Regions from separate parts of the Mus musculus genome. Here region 2 is linked to region 1. The links are chromatin contacts, found by Hi-C or POLR2A ChIA-PET in ENCODE. All regions are on one chromosome and are shown on one strand. Each heading gives the region's core, a stretch centred on a gene start or an enhancer-like site at or near the end of the contact. The rest is flanking DNA. Distances are from core to core; before and after follow the strand shown. Region 1 holds the start of Ccng1 (cyclin G1). Region 2 holds the start of Slu7 (SLU7 splicing factor homolog (S. cerevisiae)).

Region 1 (7,651 bases), core at 3,168-5,667:
GAGGCAGGGGCAAGTAGATGTCTTTAAGTTTGAGGCCAGCCTGTTCTATAGAGCAAGCTCTAGCAATTTCTAGGACAGACAGAGATACATAATAGAAAGGGCCTGTCTCCTATATATGTATATACATATACATTTATATATAGAGAGTAACCCACTTCAGAATCATCAAAAAAGAACAGTATGAAACAATTTCAATATTATCCATAATTAAATAATATTTGAATTTCTATTATATTAAATCCCTTTGGCCAAAAGCCCAGAGGTGAAGTCTGAGTCCAAGGCAGATGTGTCACAAAAAAGAAACAGCATTTATTCACACATTCAAGACCAGTCAGAAACAAATATGCACTGGCCATATACATCTTAAATTAACTTTTGTTAATCTTGTAACCTTGAAATTTCATCATTATATACAGAGTATTTTAAACCAGGGTTGAATTATTTATATATATATTATATAATTATATTATATATATAATATTTATCATTGAGTCAAGGTAACAATATAGAACTCAGTCATTTGAAAACTTCCTGATAGGAACTCATGATCAAATACAGGCTTTTTAAATCATTATTAAAAATAGATTCTTCTCTTATACAATACTCTCCAACCAGTTTCCCCTACCCCTCCACTTCTCCCAGCTTCCCTACCTCCCCTCTGCCCCAGATCCATTCCTTATTCGTTTCTGTGAGAAATGACCTCTAAGCAGGCCTCCAAGAGACAAAAAACAATCATGACAAAACAAGACAATGCAAAGAGCCCTTATATCAAGGCTGGACAAGGCAACTCACTAGGAAGAAATGAGTCCCAAGAGCAGGAAAAAAACAGTCAGAGACACATCTGTTGAGAGTCCCACAAAAACACCCAGCTAACAGGTGTAACATACACAGAGAGAGCCTGATACAGACCCAGGCAGGCCAGTGCCTGCCACTTCAGTCTCTGGGAGCCTATATGAATGTCCTGCTTAGGTGATCCAGTGCCCATGTTTTCCTAGTGTCCTCCATCCCTTAGGACTTCTACAATCTTTCCTCCCCCTCCTCCACAGGGTTCCCAATATTTTAGGATAGGGGGGGCTGATGGAGGATGTTGTCCTTAGCAATGGAACCCCAATGTCAGTTTTCAGACAGTGACCTTCTGTCCCAGCATGAGCCTGTGTTGTTTAGGATCTCCATGGGAAGCCCTCAGCCAACAACTCAACCAAATTCAACCTAGCTTCACCAGTGGTTACAGAACCTAAGTCTCACCTAGCTACAAAAGATGACCAGGTCAGACTCAGTATCTCCCGTTACTAGGAGTCCACACTAGGGTCACCTTCATAGATTCCAGCAAGTTTTTACTACACTAGGTTTCCACACACCCCACCCCAAATGCCCCCAATTCCAGCTGTCTCACCACACTCTCCCACCATCCCCTACCTGATTGTTCCCACTCCCATCCCAACCTGTCCCCCCCTCCCCCCGAAGTCCACCTTTAGAATCTATTTCCCCTTCCCAGGGAGGTCCATGCATCCCCACTAGATCCCTCCTCTTTACCAAACCTCTCTGGGTCTGTAGATTATAGTTTGATTATCATTTACTTAGCAGCTACTATCCACTTATAAGTGAATACATGCCATACTTGTCTTTCTGGGTCTGGGTTATAATGAAATACTTGCTTTCATACTTTTACAAGAATAGATATTTGCTTGTTTTAAATTCTGCACCTCTTTTAAATTACTCAAAAGATGCTCTCTATTCCAATATTATAGAATCAAAGTTACAGTACTGTGTCATAGACTAGAACTTCTCTCAGCCTTGGTCAGAAAAGTCTCTTACCAGGATAGTCGCTATTTAAAGCAGAAATTTATAACTGATCAAGGTATTGAGAGTAAGCAAGTATAGAGTGCTCAGCTCTGAGCAGGACTTCTGTAACAACCCCTCCAAGGCCTAGGAATACTAGGAGAGGATGGAAAGGCTTTCAGAGCTGAAGGGGCATGGTGCCATCAAACGCTATCTTCTGGACATGACATGTCCATTGCAGTCAGAAAGTTACAGTATTTGTGACTGTGTTCATAAGACCAGAACACACACACACACACACACACACACGCGACAGCAGAGGCCAGAAAGACAGCTCCAAAGTTTAGAGCACCCGGGTTGCAACTGCAGAGCTCTAACATTCTCCTCCCCATTTCCTAGGGCATTGCACAAACACCCATACATACACACAAATATATAAATAATTAAAAATGAAAGTAAAGTGTATTTTAATTGAAATAGAAAAGGAGAAATAAGCAAAGACTGCCTATTATATTTGTTTCTTAAACGTGTCAGTAAAATAATTTTCATATAAAGAATTGAGAATTAAAAAAGAAAACACAGGATCCTAAGAGAAAATATTTTTTAACACATAATGTACTGCCAACAAATTCTCAACAGGAATTTTAAACATAAGACGTAGAAGGTAACAAAAGTCATTTGAAAATTCTTATTAGCATTAACACTCTTTAAGCTTCCTTCAAAGTTAAGAAAACCGATAAAAGAATAAACAGAACCAACTATTTACATAAAGCACTTAAGAACACAGTTAATCATAAAAGGCTACCATTTACCACATGCTTCCCAGCACTTAATCTTCCCACTTATATAGGATTAAGACATTTCTCCTGCCTATTTTTGAGCAGCCAAGATAGAAACCCAAATTGAAAAAAAAAAAAAAATGGGAGGAGAGAGATGGCTCACTAGAGCATGTCTTAAGTTGGGATTTTATTGCTGTGAACAGACACAATCATCACAGCAGCTGTTATAAAGGAAAACATTTCACTGGGGCTGGCTTACAGTTTCAGAGGTTTAGTCCATTATTGTCATGGCAGGAAGCGTGGCAGGCAGACATGGTTCTGGAGAAGGAGCTGAGAGCTCTGCCTCTGGATTCACAGGCAGCAGGAAGAGCAAATGAGCCAGTAGGTCTGATTTTGAGCTTCAGAGATCTCAAAGCCAATTGCTACTGAAGCACTTTCTCCGACAAAGCCACACCTTCTAATAGTGCCACTCTCTATGAACTTATGGGGGCTATTTTTATTCACACCACCACAGAGCACTTATAAATTACTGGTTTTGTAGATTTACAGAACCAGGGATCCAAATGAATACTGTTCCTTGGTCAACTCACAGCTAACTGCCTGAAATGCCAGATCCAACATCTCTGGTCTCTGAGGGTAGCCACATTCCTGTGCCATACATTCCCCACTTCACCAACACCCCCAGATATAATTTTAAAATCTAAAACTTTTTTTTTAATTAAAGAGAAAAGGCCAGGCATGATGGTGCATGTTTTTAATCCCAGCACTAGGAGAGTCAGAGGCAGGTGGATCTCTAAGTTCAAGACCAGCCTAGTTTACATAGCTAAGGAGTTCCAGGACAGCTTGGACTACATAAAGACCCTGTCTCAAATAAAACATCACTTGTATCTAGTTAATGACCGTTATGGACGGCCAGCCGGCTTGGCTCTTTCTTATTTTCATGAGATGTACTGGAATGGACAAAATCCTGAACACCACCGTCACCACCCCAACTCCTCACCCTCACCCCCACTGCAGCCATGCGAGCTGAGAACCTACTCTCTGTGCATTGCTCCTGAGGACATGCCCTTCCCCGCTACCCCCGAAAGGAGTCCAGCAAGAGTTCAGGATAATTATTTTTCCGTTAACCTGGTAGAGAAGAGGCTTATAGAGATTAATTTTGTAAGAATAATGTTCCTTCACACCCTATTCTGAAGCCTGAGATTCGGCTCACTGCAGATGGGGTTTTCCAGGCACTGTTCTTTGCTGTTTTCTGCCAGACATATGGCATTTTAAGTCACTGATGATAGTATGAGGGTGCTACAAGAACAAATTCAGAAAATTAGCAGAGGACCAAGAAACTACATACTCTGACATCATTGTAACATCTGAGAAGTTTTGCAAGAAACAAAATAAGATAACGATGAACTGATTCCTAAAACTCAGAGAGAACACTCTAGAGAAGCCTATAGAGAACACTATAGAGAAGCCTACCATCTCATTATCTGTAAAGAGAACGAAAGCATTTTTTTTTTTTAACTTGCCATTGTGTTTTTAGAAAGAGGGGACTGAGCTGCAGTGAACAACAACAAAAGGAAAAAAGCAAAAACCAAAACAATGCAAAACAAAAACCCTCACAGTACATTCTGGTCCGCTACCCAGACCAATCTGGCTAATAGAGGCCAGACCTGCCCGGGCAAGCCTTGGCACTGAACACTCAGTTCCGCAGCTTAAGGAAGGACAGTTCGGAAATGCTCCAATGAGAGAGGCTGCGAGAGTCGGGCGTGGCTCGAAAGGGGAGGAGAATTGAAGTCTGGACAACGGGAAGTGTGCGCTGATTGGCCGAGCTTCCTCAGAGACCATCCATCAAAAGAACCACACCAATCAGCGACGTAGATGCGTCCCAGCTAGAGAGCCAGGTCTCCAGCTTGTTCCCCCACTGCCCGGCGCAGTCCTTCGCTGCGCGCTGACCCCGAGGAAGGCAGTACTTGGTCAGGGCGCTGAGGGACCCTCCACCGGGACGCCGGCCCCTCCCCGGGCCTCTGCTCACTTGACCCCCACTCCCTAGTCCGTCCCCTTAGTAGGCCTGTCGGATCGGGGACGTGGGGCGAGCTGAGAGCAGGCCCGGGGTGGGTGGTCACCGTGGTGAAGACGTGGCTGTCAAGGTGAGAGGGGACTATGGGGTGGATCTCAGAACCCTGCACTCCGGAACGCAAGCCCGGGCTAGTCTGCGCCTAGAGAGAGGCGCAGCGGGAGCGGTATTCCTATGTCATGCCTCCCAGTCCCAACCTGCACCCCTGAACTGAGTTAGTGGTTCCTCACCAAGACGACCTTCCTGTCACATCTTTAAACTGCCCAGGGAAGAATCGTCCTCTGTATCCAGGGCTTAGGTTGTGCCCAGGACTCAGAGGAAGTGTAATGCATACTTCCACCAATGCAACTCCCCAGCTTCACCTAACTTTTTCTTTTGGTTTTTAAATGGCGTTAGACTATTCGGAGCACTGAGTGCTAAGCACCGTGCCACACTGAGTCATATCGTGTGTTATTCACAGCCACTCCAAGAAACAGATGTTGTCACCCTCATTTCACAGGTGTAAAAATAAGCTCATTACCTGGAAATAAATGGGCACCTGTGTGCTAAGCGGTTTGTGTGACTCCTTTTAAGCTACCCAATCTATGAGCTATGAGATTGTAGGTAATAATCGTATTTCTACTTCATAGGTAAGGAACTAAGGTTCACGTTGTTAACATATATGGCAGAGTATGTACTATCATTTGACTTTTAGTTTGGGTGTATCATGTGGGGCAGTATCTATTTGTGGCATGTACTGACAATGAAGAAGTCTTTGCTTAAGTAGAGAAAAAAAATTTTTAAGCCATAGTTTATGTCCTATACAAACTCACAATTTAGGAATGTGACCTACTGGGAGAAGGTAAAAATACTTACAGACCTTGGCTTTGCAGTGTCTTCGTCTTAGACGTAATGGAAATGGGGTGGGGGGTGGAGGGGGCATGCACTATAAAGCACTTTTTGCCACAATGCAGAGATAGCCAGGCAGGGTTCTTATGCTCTTTTCTGGGTTTGTTCTATTTATAGATGATAGAAGTACTGACAACTGACTCTCAGAAACTGCTACACCAGCTGAACACCCTGTTGGAACAGGAGTCTAGATGTCAGCCAAAGGTCTGCGGCTTGAAACTAATTGAGTCGGCCCATGATAATGGCCTCAGAATGACTGCAAGATTACGGGACTTTGAAGTAAAAGATCTACTTAGTCTAACTCAGTTCTTTGGCTTTGACACGGAGACATTTTCCCTAGCTGTGAATTTACTGGACAGATTCTTGTCTAAAATGAAGGTATGTTTATGTTACAATATCTCAGCTCTTAATTTCGCTCCATGTGTTTAAGAGATCAAATTGCAGAGGGCTGGAGAAATGGCTCAGTAGCTAGGAGTGCATGTTGGTCTTCCAGAAAATCTAAATTAAGTTCCAACAGCTAGGTGGGCAGTTGAAATCTGAGGCCCTCTTCTAGCCTCCTCTGGCACATGCACAAATGTACCAAACACACTCACACACACATCAAATTAATAAAAAGGAAAAAAAGCCATCAAATTTCTGGATTAGGGCTGGTATACAAAAACCACTTTCAAATGTGGCAATGCTTCCTTTCCATAATGAAGACTTGTAAAACATCACTTATTAGTTGTATACTGAAGTAGAAAGTAATTTAACATCAAGCCATTAATTGTAGTACTCCAGTAGCGGGAAAGCTGGCTCTATGTAACAAACTGTCTTGAGCCAGCAAAGTAGCTGAACACAGAGAGTACTTGTTACACAGGCCTCAGAGAGTCAAGTCTGAGTGCTGTCCCTGGAACACTTAAGTGAAGAGAATGAACCAAGTCCCCAAATCTGTCCTCTGACCTTCACACATACACTAGGGCAGACACACGCCCTCCTAGCTAACTCTCCCTTACACAGAGGAATAATCAAAATAAAATTAAGGGCCTGGTGAAATGCCTTTAATCCTAGCACTCGGATGGCAAAGACAGGCAGGTTTCTGTGAGTTCGAGGCCAGCCAGGTAGACATAGTGACTTCCAGGACAGTCAAGGATACACAGTGAGACCATTTCAAAAGATAAAAATTAAAACAAAAAACAAAAAACAAAAACATAGAAATTTCTTAAAAACTGTCTTACATATATTTGTATGTTTGTGTGTGTTTGTGTGCATATGGACACACCCATGCTGCAATATTATGTAGAGATGAGGACCACTGCAGGAATACGGATCCTGGGGATTGAACCCAGGTCATCAGCCGCCTTTCCCACTGAGCCACCACACTAGCCCCAATCAAAACCTTTCTTGATAGACTGGATATTTCCACTCATCTATTCACATCATAGATTTAAAGTTAAATCTCCGTTAAAGTCTGAATGTTAGGTTGTGGATTAGGAATTAGGGTGTATTTCTTAATTACTACCCATATATAAAAATTCTAATTCCCTTAGCCATCTGGCATTTCCAGCTCCAGGTTGCATGCAATAGAAAAGGAAGGGTTTACGGAGTTATTTCCCAGTAACTGACAAAATATTCATATGGCTTTCAAAGCTTAACTCTTAAGACAGCAACTATCTTCCCTATCCACCCAAAGCCACTGGTTTCAAGTAGGGTACAGAAGACTGTCAGGCTCCTGTCAAATCTGTTGTAGCGATTTGTCTTGATATACTTTTCATAATGACGGTCTGAGTCGTCCTAGGTTCCCTCTGTGTCCTACTGAAGCACTGTAAAGACACTGGTGTGTTTGTAGGTACAGGCGAAGCATCTTGGGTGTGTTGGACTGAGCTGCTTTTATTTGGCTGTGAAAGCGACTGAAGAGGAAAGGAATGTCCCACTGGCGACTGATTTGATCCGAATAAGTCAGTATAGGTTCACGGTTTCAGACCTGATGAGAATGGAGAAGATTGTGTTGGAGAAAGTGTGTTGGAAAGTCAAAGCTACTACTGCCTTTCAATTTCTGCAGCTCTATTATTCACTCGTTCACGACACCTTGCCATTTGAGAGGTATGTGAAATTTGTTTCGAACAAAAAAAAAAAAAAAAGCTTGGAAATCAAA
Region 2 (7,651 bases), core at 2,833-5,332, 2.7 Mb before region 1:
CAGAAGCATTACAATTCAGAGATTTGAAAAATTCAAAATAAGAGCATGGGAAAGTAGCCACTTTAGGCTGGGGGCAGAAAAAAGGTCAAAAAGGACAACTGCTAGTCACTATGAGCTCTTTAGTAGCATTTGTCTACTAAACTACATACTTATGAGTCTGAGGAGATGAGAAAGAAGAACACACATTCTGCGAACAATAAAGGACAACCCCCTACCAAAGCAAAGGGTGGGCCCCCGATGAACTGGGGGTGGATTTAAACACACCAGCAACAGAAGACTTACTTTCCCTCTTCATCGACTTCTGCAGGAGCATTGCCCAGTTTCCTCTGTTCTTCTAGCTCCTTCTTCTTCCTCCAGTCCTCTCGGGTCATCTTTTTCGGCTCCTCCAAACTCATCTCCTTTGATCCCGTCATGGGTGTCGCACTAACTGGGTCCACAGCGGCCGCCGACATGGTGAACTGGTATCCTCTAAACAAGAGAAGTTTGTACAGTAATGGAGGTCTCCTGGAATACACCCTGACACTACTGAACGGTGTCTGAGCACGGTGAGCTTTCCTAGGGTCTCTCTCGCTTACACTTTTTTTCTCCCTCTTACTTCACAAACTTTTTTTTTGTTTTTTGTTTTGTTTTTTGAGACAGGGTTTCTCTGTGTATCCCTGGCTGTCCTGGAACTCACTCTGTAGACCAGGCTGGCCTTGAACTCAGAAATCTGCCTGCCTCTGCCTCTCGAGTGCTGGGATTAAAGGCGTGCACCACCAGACATGGCTACTTCACAAACTTTTTATGGTGTTGTGATCAAAACTGGGTCCTTGCTGCACTAACAGCATTCTCCAGTCTCCTATGTTCTTATTCTTTCAAAGTGCCTATAAAGGAGGGTTTCTTTACATTTTATTTATTTTTTGTGTGTGCAGGCGTGTGGAAGGGTCGGGTAAGGACCGAGCGTGCCATGGAGTGTATGGGAAGGTCTTTAGTGGGATTTGGCTTCTTTGTGGGTTCTTTCCTCTCCCATCCTTCTTCATCCCCTTTCTTTTACCTTTTCAACCCCCTATCACTAGATAAAAGAGAGGAAAGGAGAGAGAGGGAAGAAAAGAGATCCCTGAAGAAAGCCAGGAGTCAGAAAGGAGGCAAGGTTATCATTAGCATACTTCCTGCTGATTGGGGCACTGAGTTCCTTGGGGCAAGTTTGATCTTTGTTGTCAGGATATCTGATTTTTTTTTCTTCTTGTCTGCACAAGATTACCTAACAAACCTCAACCCCCAGCAATCAACAACAACCCCCAACAACTAACAACCCACCCCACTTCTTGGGGCTCTAGCATTTATTTACCCTCTAAGTCCAAGTCCCCAGAATTCCAAATGTCACATGAACACAGCAACTACCTGCAGTTGCTGGCAAAGCCTCTGCTAGGGCATGAAGCAAATCACAGTCAGCTACTGCAACAGTCCGAAGCAGCCCCACCTGGGATTAAAATGATAACATATTCTTATAATATTTCTATGTTTTTAAAAGAAACCAGAACTCCAAAATTATCACTACAGAGGTCAGAGATCAACTTGTAGGAGTTGGTTCTCCCCCAGTCACCACGTGGGTCCCAGGGATCAAACTCAGGTCATCAGGTCAGCAGCAAGTGCCTTTACCCGCTGAGCCATCTCACTGGTTCTAACGGTTTCCCTTACTCAAAAGGCTTTACAAACTGGGCACTGTAATATACAACCTAATCCTAGCACCTGGAGAGCAGAGGGATGTGGATATTCTGGAGTTGGAGGCTAGTCTGGAACTAGGTTGGTCTACATATTGAATCCACAGCTAGCCATGGCTATATAGTGAGACCTTGTCTCAAAATGAAAAAAAGTCTTTACGTATTCTTAGCGCCAATTCTCTCAACACTCCAATTTGTAAGCAGAGAAAGCCATGTATATAAAATTTTAAGGAGCTGGAGAGACGGCTCAGTGGTTAAGAACACTGGCTATTCTTCCAAAGGTCCTGAGTTCAAATCCCAGCATTACAACCATGTGTAATGAGATCTGATGCCCTCTTTTGGTGTGTCTGAAGACAGCTACAGTGTACTTACAAATAACAATAAATAAATCTTTAAAAAAAATTCAAAGACTTTCATACAGATGTTCCTAAATTAGCCCTCCTGCATGTCTCAAACTTATCTTCCATAGGAAAACAAACAAACAAACAAACAAAAAAACCCCAAAAACCTAAAAAAACCAGAGCACATCACTGTTCCCCTTGAAGGCCCAATGCCTTAACAATTACCAAAGTTCAGGGCTGGGGATGAAGCCTCAGTTGATAGAGCGTTTGCCTAGCAGAAGTTTGATTGCCAGTGCAACAAAAACTAGGCCTGGTGGTGCATACTTGATATCCAGCAATCTCGATGTGAATATAGGATCAGAAGACCAAGGTCACCCTTGGATATATAGAGAGTTCAAGACATGAGACCTTGTTAGAAAAAAATAGAGATGGGTCTGTCTACATTCAGGGATGCCTAGCATATCTAGTTCTCTCTGTCTCTGCCTCTCTCTCTCTCTCACACACACACACAAACACACACCACAAAATCACCCATATTCATAGTGTGCCTATTTTTATACCTCTGCTTTGCACTCCTCTGCTCTGGTCACTGACTTCATTTCCATTCCCGACCATTCCATGCCTTCTTTTGTCAGAGATTCTCATTCTTTGGCTTCTATAACATGTTACTGGTTTTCCGTGAACACCTCTCCTGTTCTCGACTTCTCTGCAGGCTCATCTATTTGCACACGTTTATTTAGAGGCTGATTCCTTACAGAGCAGCAAGAGCCTCACTCACCACTCTAAACAATACCAGTTGCCAAGATTCAGGAGGAACAGTATCCCACTACTGGGGTTCCATACTATCTCTCTGCCCTAGACTTTTCATTTGATCTTCAAATCTACACAACCAACTGTGTACATGACATCCACACCCAGAACACTAAGTATTTATCCACAGCATTCCTTAAACTCCATGACTTTCCTGTGAAATTGTGTCTGCCTCCATCTCCCGAGTTCTGGCTTTATAGGCATATGCCACCATAGAGGTCTGTGTATGGGGCAGGTGAGACGGTTCACCTACTGCTCCTGTAGACAACCCTAACTCAGTTCTCAGCATCTATGTCAGGTGGCTCACAACTGTCCCTAACTCCAGCTACAGGGATTCCAAGAAGACTACACACGTTCTTACAAGGGCAAACCCACCTACCTACTTATACACATAATTAAAATAAAATAGACTTAAAAATAAAAACAGAAGTGTTAGAAATCCGTGGTAGTATATACTAGAAGCACAGATTTAATCATCTTCATTTTAACAGTTACCATTTCTTTAATTTACCATGCAGACCGTCACCAAATCTTTACAACCACCCTATTTTATGGTGAGGAAACAAGTTTGGGGCGGGGGGGGGGGGGTTAACACCTTCAGATAACAAGACATTAGTGAGAGACGACAGATCGCAAACCCAAGCCTGACTTTAGTTGGTCTTTCAACCCCTGTTACAAACCACAGACACTGGAGTGCAGGCCTGTCACATTCAAGATTAAGAGGGACTGAAGTGTTTTGTCATTAGGTTCCACTGCTCTGCAGAGGGTCCGGCTCTCTCCGAGTTAGAACTTTAACAGCTCCCACTCACTGATGCAATACGGACATTCTAATTTGACCCTCACAAAATAAGATCATCTCCACCTAACGGAAAAAACTGAACCTCAAAGGAACTCTTTTGGGGACAGAGGGCTCAGCTTCGGTACGGGCTGCTCAGGATGTCCGGCTTACAGTGACCAGGGCTTTTCCTTGAGGAGTCAGCCTCGGTCCGGCTGAACGCGAGGGCGGCGCCTGCGTCCTGGGCCACAGTCTCCACCCGGGTCCGCCGTTCCACGACGGCTCATCACCGCGAGGACTCACTGCAGGGGATACCCGCTCCCCGAGGTCCCCAGTTCGTCTGCTCAATCTCAGAACCCCAACTTACCCAGTCGCGCCGCAGACCACTCAAAACCATCCGCCAGAAACGAAGCGACTCGGCAATGTTTACTTCCGGGTTCCCTGCCTTCTTCCGGCTGCGCAGAGATAACTTCCGGGAGATCGGCACATGCGCATTTGCAAGCGCTTGGCTCTTTTTTTTTTTTTTTTTTTTTTTTTTTTTTTTTTTTGACCCAGAAAGGCGAAGTGATGGCAGTGCAGCTTTCTTTCTGGAACAGCACAGAATCTTTTTTTTTTTTTTTTTTTTTTTTTTTTTTAAAGATTTATTTATGTATATGGATAATCTATAGCTGTACAGATGGTTGTGAGCCTTCATGTGGTTGTCGGGAATTGAATTTTTTTAGGACCCCTGCTCGCTCCGGTCAACCCCGCTCGCCCAGTCAGTCTCTGCTTGCTCCCACCCAAAGATATATAAGTACACTGTAGCTCTCTTCAGACACACCAGAAGAGGGCATCAGATTCCACTACAGATGGTTGTGAGCCACCATGTGGTTGCTGGGTTTTGAACTCAGGACCTTCAGAAGAACAGTCAGTGAGTGCTCTTACCTGTTGAGCCATCTTGCCAGCCTACAGCACAGAATCTTAGCAAAAATGATTATTGAAAATGCTGCAAAGGTCGGCGTAATGGCACACACCTTTAATCCTAGCAGAGATAGGCATATCTTTGAGGTCCTGGCCAGTGACATAGGAAGACCCTTTTTCAAACAAACAAACAAACAAACATCCCCATAAAAAACAAACTCCTGGAAAATAGGCGACTTTGGTGAATTTATTTTTCTTAAAAAAAAAAAAAAAAAAAGCCTTATGCCAGGCAGTGGTGTCACATGCCTTTAATCCTAGCACTTGGGAGGCAGAGGCAGGCAGATTTCTGAGTTCGAGGCCAGCCTGGTCTACAGAGTGAGTTCCAGGACAGCCAGGGCTACACAGAGAAACCCTGTCTCAGGAAAAAAAAAAAAAAAGCCTTATGTTTTTTGTGTGTGAGTTTGCACATCATTGGCGTTAGATCATCTGTGACTGGAAATGCAGATATATGTCTGTGAACCAGAATGAGTACCAAACCGGGGGCTTCTGCAAGAATGACCTGTATTGACTACTGAGCCATTGCTTGGCCATTTTTCTTTATGCTGTCTTGTGGTTATTTATACTTCCCCTACGTGAAGTGCTCTTCAGATATACAGGACTATAGCTAACGTCCCCACCACCTCAGTCAAACAGCCCAAAGTAGTAGACTTTTTAAAAAAGGAACTTGAAGTGGGTTAAGAATGTAAAAATAATTTTGATTTTTCAAGGCAGCTAAAGGCAGAGCAGAGTCCTGCGGACTCAGAGCGCAAGGCTTGAGAGAGGGACCAAGAAGGCAGGGATTATCTTTGGATGAACGCTTTCTGTAAAGCTAAATTAGGAGAGACTTGTATTAGCTGAGGACTCTATTATAAGTTTACCAACCAGGTACATTATTTCCCAGTAACAAGTGGGGATCACAAAGCTGGCCTGGGAACACCATCACTCAGAAAAACATGTCCTTTTAAAGACAGGATGGTGATATTATTTACACTTGCAGTGGACTGGGGAAAAGCAATGTTTCCTGTTGGTGAGAGGGGAAGAAAACCTCTCAAGGAATTAGACAATGTTCACGTGGAAGCTGTGGGAATGTATATAGATTTATTTTTGAAAGCAAGACTTTTGTGTGCTGGTGGTTTAATTCAGAAGTAGATGCAAAGAGAAAATAACAGGTTGAGGGGATAAAAGGAACAGGGAATAGAAGGGACAGTAAAAGTGTAAGTGCTGTGTGTGTGCTTGTGTCCATGCGTGCGGGGCCCCGTGTGTTGTTTTTATTCTTCAACTCCCAGAGTTAGGCTCTTTCTTTTGATGATTAGCATAACACTCAGTAAATATTTGTTGAATGAATTTAAAGGAAGCTTGAGTTACATATTTACTAGGAACATCCCTTTGCGCACAAACAGATTTAAGGAAGTGTAGGAAGACAGACCCCAGTCTGATGTGATGTCTGTGTAGGGAATAGCTCTCACCCCAACTGTAAAGGAGTTACACACATCAAACTGCTCTTGCATCTACCCAGATTACTGCTCTTCCTAATTTTTGATTCTACTCTACTGCGAGTGTTTAAACCCAGTATTGGCTGTTTCCCCATCTCACTTTATAGGTTTCTCCCAACCCCCTTTTTAGTTGAAAGTAGACAATTGCGTGCTCATTTCCCTCGGCTGCAGACTGATGTCTGTAAAGCCATTCCTCAAATGTTTTCTCTCCCTTTAAATTTAGATTTGATTCCTTTATTCTCTGGATGAACAGTCATCTAGTTGACATTAGGAAAACAGTCTTGCTACTTTCTTCTTTTGAGTTTCTAAATATCTCCCCCACCCTGGTTAGGGCCTTCCTTATGTTGGGCAAACACGACCATGCAGCCATATACTCAGCCCTCAGAAGACTGCTTAAGAATATCATGCCCAAAAAGTCTCTCTGGAAAAACATGTGTTTTGACATAAGTCTGATCATAATTCCTTTCTTAGAGGTAGAGATCATGTCCCCTGTCCTCTCCTCCTCTCTCCGCTCTCTCAGGCTGGCCTTGAAGTCTACGTGGCACAGAAGGACTTTGAACTTCTGATCCTCCTGTCTGCCATCTTACTGGATTTATGCTTCTTCAGCATGCTAGCTAAGTGCTCTATCAACTGGGCTTTAGCCTTGATTATAAATGTAAAAAGCAGTCATGCATTTTATAGTGTTACCTATTTCTTTCTATGTATATGTATATGTACATATATATGAAACTTTTCAAAATAAGTATACATTTCTTAAATTTTATCAGCACCAAAATGTTTGCCTATGCCACTTAACAAAACCAAGATTTATATCCGCTACTTCTCTTTGAACATTTCCTTCTTTTTCTTTTGGAGATAAGATCTCACCATGTGGTCTTGTATAGCTACATGAACTCAATATGTAAACCTGTCTGGCCTCAAACTCACAGACATCCTTTTGACTCAGTGTCCCAAGTTGTTGAGATTAAAGGTGTGTGTCACTATGTCTGGCTTCTTCATTTTGAAGAACCTCTTTGGATAGAATTATGCAAAGATCCCGAAGCTAAGCAGAATCTGTTGGTGCTGAGGAAACAAAGGTGCCCCTTTGTGTCTAGAATAAGAGGAAGAATCACAGAGAATGAGATGCAGGATTTGACTAGCAATATAAAGTTTTGCTATTTTATTGCTAATAGGAAGCTTTCTTGCCTTCCAGTCTGGGCCGGTGTCCTGAGAAGCCCTTGGGGGAGAACTCCTCATCTAGTTCCACAACACCCAGAGGAAGTTCCACTCCCAGGCACTCTAACATGTCCAGGATCACAGGATTCCAGGAGCTTGGTTACACCAGGATCTCAGGGTCCCAGAGGCAGCTTAACTCCCTGGAGCTGTGACACACCCAGGATCTCGGGATCCCAGGATCCCAGAATCACAGGATCATAGAGACAGCTAAACTTTGAGGAGTTCTGACACAACCAGGATCACAGGAATGACAGGCTTCAGTCAGATATGTCGAGGGCAGGTAGCACTAGAGATAATCAGATGATGGGAGGTAAGCATAAGAACATAGGCAACAGAAACCAAGGTTACTTGGCAACATCAGAATCCAATTCTCCCACC

What was found. Hi-C counts contacts between places; a loop is a spot of excess contacts on that map. ChIA-PET counts read pairs that join two places held with the same protein, here RNA polymerase II (POLR2A).
Region 2: a loop to region 1 is called in a map of T-helper 17 cell, with 6 times the contacts of the local background. The contact joins the promoter of Slu7 here to the promoter of Ccng1 in region 1. A Hi-C loop is called at or near these places in 2 of 37 maps with a recorded cell type or tissue (T-helper 17 cell and v-Abl transformed pro-B cells). POLR2A ChIA-PET finds 5 or more read pairs at or near these places in 1 of 5 experiments (embryonic stem cell).

Annotation. Positions count from the first base shown.
Region 1 is chr11:40,752,052-40,759,702 of GRCm38, reverse strand. It overlaps Ccng1 (cyclin G1), which reads left to right and starts at 4,417. Exons shown (of 6, transcript NM_009831.2): 1 at 4,417-4,702; 2 at 5,635-5,895; 3 at 7,346-7,599. The coding sequence starts at 5,635.
Region 2 is chr11:43,430,162-43,437,812 of GRCm38, reverse strand. It overlaps Slu7 (SLU7 splicing factor homolog (S. cerevisiae)), which reads right to left and starts at 4,082. Exons shown (of 16, transcript NM_198936.1): 1 at 3,994-4,082; 2 at 283-468. The coding sequence starts at 452.